2 separate regions of the Homo sapiens genome follow, and region 2 is linked to region 1. Evidence: chromatin loops called from intact Hi-C (ENCODE). Cell type or tissue: IMR-90. All regions are shown on one strand.

Region 1 (2,500 bases):
TTACAGATACATTTTTTATTTTTTAATTTTTAATGGTATATTACTTCTCTAATATATGATTTGACTAACCAGATAATTCAGCAAAAAAAAAAAATCAATCGTGCCTATAGATAAATATGTAAAGAATCCCTCTCTCTGATGCCAATGGAATTAGTTTGGGTCCGGCCCACAGTCTTCAATCTTTGAATTAAGACACAAAAACCATCTTCCAAGCTATTAGCGAAACAAAAAATGATTTAAAACCAGGAGCCCAAAAGAAAAGACCTACCATCAGTCACAGCATCTCTCCACGCCTCTCTACCCTGGACAGTGTTCCTTCTTTCCCCATTTTCATACCTACTGCACAAAGCACTTAGTAAAAAGTTATCTCAATTCATGAGTCGCGCAGCACAAAGGGCCGATGTCACTACCAACATACCCCGCAGCCCAAAACCGAAGCAGCAACCCCCAGCGAAGGGAAAATGAGAGGCTGCTGGTTGTAATTGTAAATCTCACAACTCAATGTCTTAGCACTTTCCTGCCTTGTTGCTTTCAAGGGCTTATTAAAATTAACTCCCCTACTGGATATTGAAGAAAGAAGGCAGGACGGTTGTGCAGGCTCCGAAGAGGCGGAGCCCTCGTTCCGCAGCCACCGCTGTCTTTCTACCCACAGCAGCCGGGTTTACCAATTAGTCTCCCTTAAAGGGCACTGTTTATGATCATCACCAACAAATGGATGCAATTACTTCTTTTGAGATGTAGCAAGTTTTTGGCACAATAGTCATAAACCCTGCATGGCACACACACAGAAGGAAGATTAAAGCCCTGGAGGTGGAGGCGTTCGGGAAGGGAAGGTGGAAGCAGGAAGGACACCCACAAGATAGAGTGGTCAGAAACCGACCACGTCACCAAAGGGCGCCATAGACGTTCCAGAGGACAAAATGCCCGTCTTTCCAGGGTAAACACCCATTTGCCAAACAGCCAGTGACGGCAAGCAGGAGTTTGCTTTTTTAAAGGCGTCTGAGTAACGATGAGAAGAGCAAGAAATGAGCTTAATAATGGGACTGACGGGGCCCTGGGCTGGTGACTCAGCCAATGTGCACAGCATCAAAACCCAGGTTCCTCAGTGCGCTCCCTCTGCAGTTCAGGAGAGCGCTACAACTCACCCCATAAATCACTGATTAAAAAAAATCAGTTCTAAAAAAAGAGACGACCCATTTGAAAGCAGCTGGGAGGAGGAAGACAGTGACTCACAGAATCCAACCGCTTGTAGCCTCGGAACCATAACAAGAATATGAAACTAGCAAGTCCAGTGTGAGGCAGAACAGAGACGCCGTCATGGCTCTCAGGAGGCTGAGCGGGAAGCGCGTGGCTCGGGCCCCTAACGGCACCTGGAGCAGCCTATGGGCCTGTGCCCTTCATGTGGGTTCGCTTTCCTAGCTTCCTGGCTAAATTTGATGTATAGCATTTATTCGCCAAGAAAAGAACATTCAAATCAAACTATTGTCATAACTCTGAAGGACTCTTAACATTCCAGTCCACACGTTCAAAAGCCCACACATATCAGTGCTGCCACTGTGCAGGTCACAATGTTTTCAATGCATCTTGCACGCAACCAGTAATGATGTTTTCAATGCATCATGCAGGTAGCCATCTCATTCAGGATACTTAAATATCTGTGACGACTTGATACTTAGTTATCTGTGACTTTCAGATAGATGTAACAACGCTACCTGGCCAAGAAGTCCTCACCCTCCTGAACCCACTGACCCTCCTACCCTCCTCTCAGTTACAACAAACTGTCCGTGAGGCTCAATGAAGCTCAGCTTTCCCACGTTTGTTTTTTCAGAGTAAACTATTTCTTTTCAATGAAAATAATGTGTACAGAGTCCTCAGGACCTTCTCTTAGGCTCTGGAAGGTGGTCCCCTGGTCAGCTCTTACACAGGCGTGTGACTTCCTCACTGTGCAGGGTGGAACCTCCAAGAAATGCACAGGGCTGGGGGTGCCGAGGGCAGAACTCCATTCCAAAGCCACAAATATCTGTGACCTTGTGCCAAGTGTCCTGAAAAAGCCACCCCCAAAACCTACAAACCTCCCACTGGGCCATCATTTTAGGATCCCCTCTTTGGCGACAGCAACGTGCAGGCTGTGTGAAGACCATGTCTCTGTACTTGACACGTATTCATATGTGCTAACAGTAACACACACAGCCAGGCACGGTGGCTCACGCCTGTAATCCCAACACTTTGGGAGGCTGAGGCAGGGGGATCACCTGAGGTCAGGAGTTCGAGACCAGCCTGGCCAACATGGTGAAACCCCATCTCTACTAAAAATACAAAAAATTAGCCGGGTGTGGTGGCGGGCACCTGTAGTCCCAGCTACTTGAGAGGCTGAGGCAGGAGAATCACTTGAACCCAGGAGGCGAAGGTTGCAATTAGCCGAGATTGCACCACTGCACCCCAGCCTGGGCAACAAGAGTGAAACTTGGTCCCCAAAAAAAAAAAAAAAAAAAAAAAAAAA
Region 2 (2,500 bases), 85 kb before region 1:
GGGTCTCAGCTCCTCAGACCTGGGTGGGATCTGCACCCTCCGCTTCTCAAGCCTTTGAGCCACACCCTCCCAGGCCTCCAGGTTGCAGGCAGTGGGTCCTGGGGCTTCTTGGCCTCCGTAGCCCCTGCAGCAAGCCTCCCCCTGGACACACACACACCGGGCTGGCTCTGTCTCTCTGGAGAGCCCTGACTAAGCTGCCCCTAGAAGTGGTCTTCAGAGTTTCCTTCTAGCCCCAATATCCCAGTGCCCCCCTACAATTCTAGGTGGAAAGGTGAATGGAGACCTGGTGAATGGAGACCAATGGACAGAGGTGTGTGCCGAGGACACGCTGGGCAGCAGGGCTGGGCAGGAGTGCACTAACGCTGTCACTATGCAAAGAATCAATGTCACTTGCCACAAAAATGAGAACAGTAAAGATTCCTTCAAACAGAAATGAGTTTGTTTCATGATTTGCTCTTAATACGTAAGAAATCATAAAAGTAGGCCTACTAACAATTACGTAAGTCTTCAGAGGCTCCTGAACTACTTCTGTCCCTTCATGTTTTTATACAAAATAAGCTTGAGGTTAAAGAGAATAACGTCACTGGCCACAGCTGGGGCCACACGAGGACACAGCTTACACCCATGAGGTCCTAGGGGTCCTGAGTCCTTTCCTGGCTATTTATGGAAATACGGGAGAAACCAGGAGGTCTGAACGTGGACCTGGCCATGCCCCCAGGGGCCAAGGAAAGCACCCATCTGTCCACTCTTCCCTCTACCCCACGGTTCCCTACCTGGACTCTGGGGCTGACGTGGCTTCATGCACTCAGCAGCGCCATCATTAAACGTTTAGGAGGGCCTCCTCTAACCACCGCTGGACCTGCAGAGTCAGCACAAGTCTGCAGGACACGCGTGGACAAGGCTGATGGATCACGGCCTCCCACGAGGAAAGTGCCAGGCAAAGAGTCGGAGACACCAGGGATGGAGCAGCACTCACTGGGGGAGGCCAAGGCCGGCACCGGCCACCACCAAGGGCCACGAGGGCCTCCCTCCCCACCCCAAGGGCAGCTCACCCAGGAAGGTGAAAGCCGGCACCGGCCACCAAGGGCCTCTCTTCCCACCCCGAGGGCAGCTGCGATCACATTTCCCATCGCACCAAGAGACCCCTGCATTGAGCACAAACCTTTCCAACCTTCAAATCAATGAAGAATCACAACATGGACATTCCCTCAATCCATATGGCCAGCCCACAAAACCGACATGCAATCATCACATGCATTTCCTGTGGGAAAGTCAGTCTCAGTCCGAGGCCTCGCGACAGGGGTAGGGGAGCATCATGGGGAGAGGCCCCAGCCTGGCTCCTCCCCCCACAGCTCCTCTTCCCTCTGCTCCTCACGCCACCCCTCCCCACCCCCTCCTAGCTTCAGAGGCTGCTTCCTCAAATTCTTTCCCCTTGATGAAGTCATTCATTCCCCAAATACAAAGCAATTAAAGGCATGAGAGCTCAAGAGAAAATCCACACCGTGGCTTGTGTTTTAGATTCTCTTAAGTTTGAGAATAACCAAGCAAGAATCTTTGGCATCTGAATGTGGTCTGAAGGCATCTGAGCAGAAGGCCTGGCCCCAGCCCGGAGTGGGTCATGGGTGTCTCCGACATCTTTGTAACTCTGCATCAATTATTTTGAAACATCACTAGCAGAATAGAGCCATGTGAATAGTTACTTTTCTGTTAAAAGTAGAAAAGACTGCCTCAAGGAACATCCTTCCAACAACGACTTTCTGCATCGAGCCTTTGAGGCACAGGCACGGCCCCCGGGCCCACCTCCCTCATCCTTGCATCATAAAGCGGCGAAGACCGTGTGGAATAAAGTAAGTGAAGGAGTCAGTCCCTCACAAAACAGGCTCCAGAAGCCACAGCCACTCTCCCAGCGTGGGAGCCAAGTTAGAGACCCAGAAACCCCAGCGTTCCCAGGGAGGAGGGCAGAATAATGCCATTTCCCCCTAGTTTAGGGAGACAGCACCCCACATCCTCTGGTCTCAACAGAATGGTTAGAATGAATCCACCACACACAGAAAGTGGGCTAAGGGCTTACTAAGACACCCATTTAAATACCCGGCAAAAACACGTTACAGGAACACACAGGTAAGTGAGTTTCTCCTATTATCCATGAAATATTTAGAAACAAATCCAGCAAGCAATCTCTTTGCAATCAAAAGACCAATTCAGAGTTGCAGATTAAACATCAAGATACAACTGAACCCTTACTAGACCAAGAACAAACCAAGTTCCATGGAAGTATAATCATGTCACCACTTCCCAGTCGAAGGAAGCAGCAGTGGTCATCTGACCAGCTGTTCACTCGTGGGTCAGTGAACGAAAGGCAGTGCTGTTCAGGAAAATGACGACATGTTAACCTGAAAAGGGCAAAATCGCAGAGGCTGGAGGGACCTTCCAGGTAACCCAGCACCCTCAGTGGACAGAGGACCCCCTGGGGCCACAGAGCCCAGAGCTCCAGTGCATT

The links. Peaks named below come from ENCODE experiments on the same cell type or tissue, not always from the same donor. Only the 100,000 strongest peaks of a DNase experiment are listed, where the experiment ranks them.
Region 2: it touches region 1 in a loop (2.5-fold over the local background); 9 of 110 quality-filtered maps call a loop at or near these places.

What each region holds. Positions count from the first base shown.
Region 1 is chr10:682,663-685,162 of GRCh38, forward strand. The region is part of intron 1 of DIP2C (disco interacting protein 2 homolog C); the gene reads right to left. Among named protein-coding and RNA genes, the nearest start is that of DIP2C, 5.8 kb to the right of the region's middle. In IMR-90, a CTCF peak has its summit at 1,123; a DNase peak (open chromatin) is centred at 1,069; H3K4me3 peaks cover 1,064 bases; H3K27ac peaks cover 1,736 bases.
Region 2 is chr10:597,203-599,702 of GRCh38, forward strand. All of the region lies in intron 1 of DIP2C (disco interacting protein 2 homolog C), which reads right to left. Among named protein-coding and RNA genes, the nearest start is that of DIP2C-AS2, 30 kb to the right of the region's middle. In IMR-90, no CTCF peak of the experiment used is centred here; a DNase peak (open chromatin) is centred at 1,419; H3K27ac peaks cover 2,159 bases.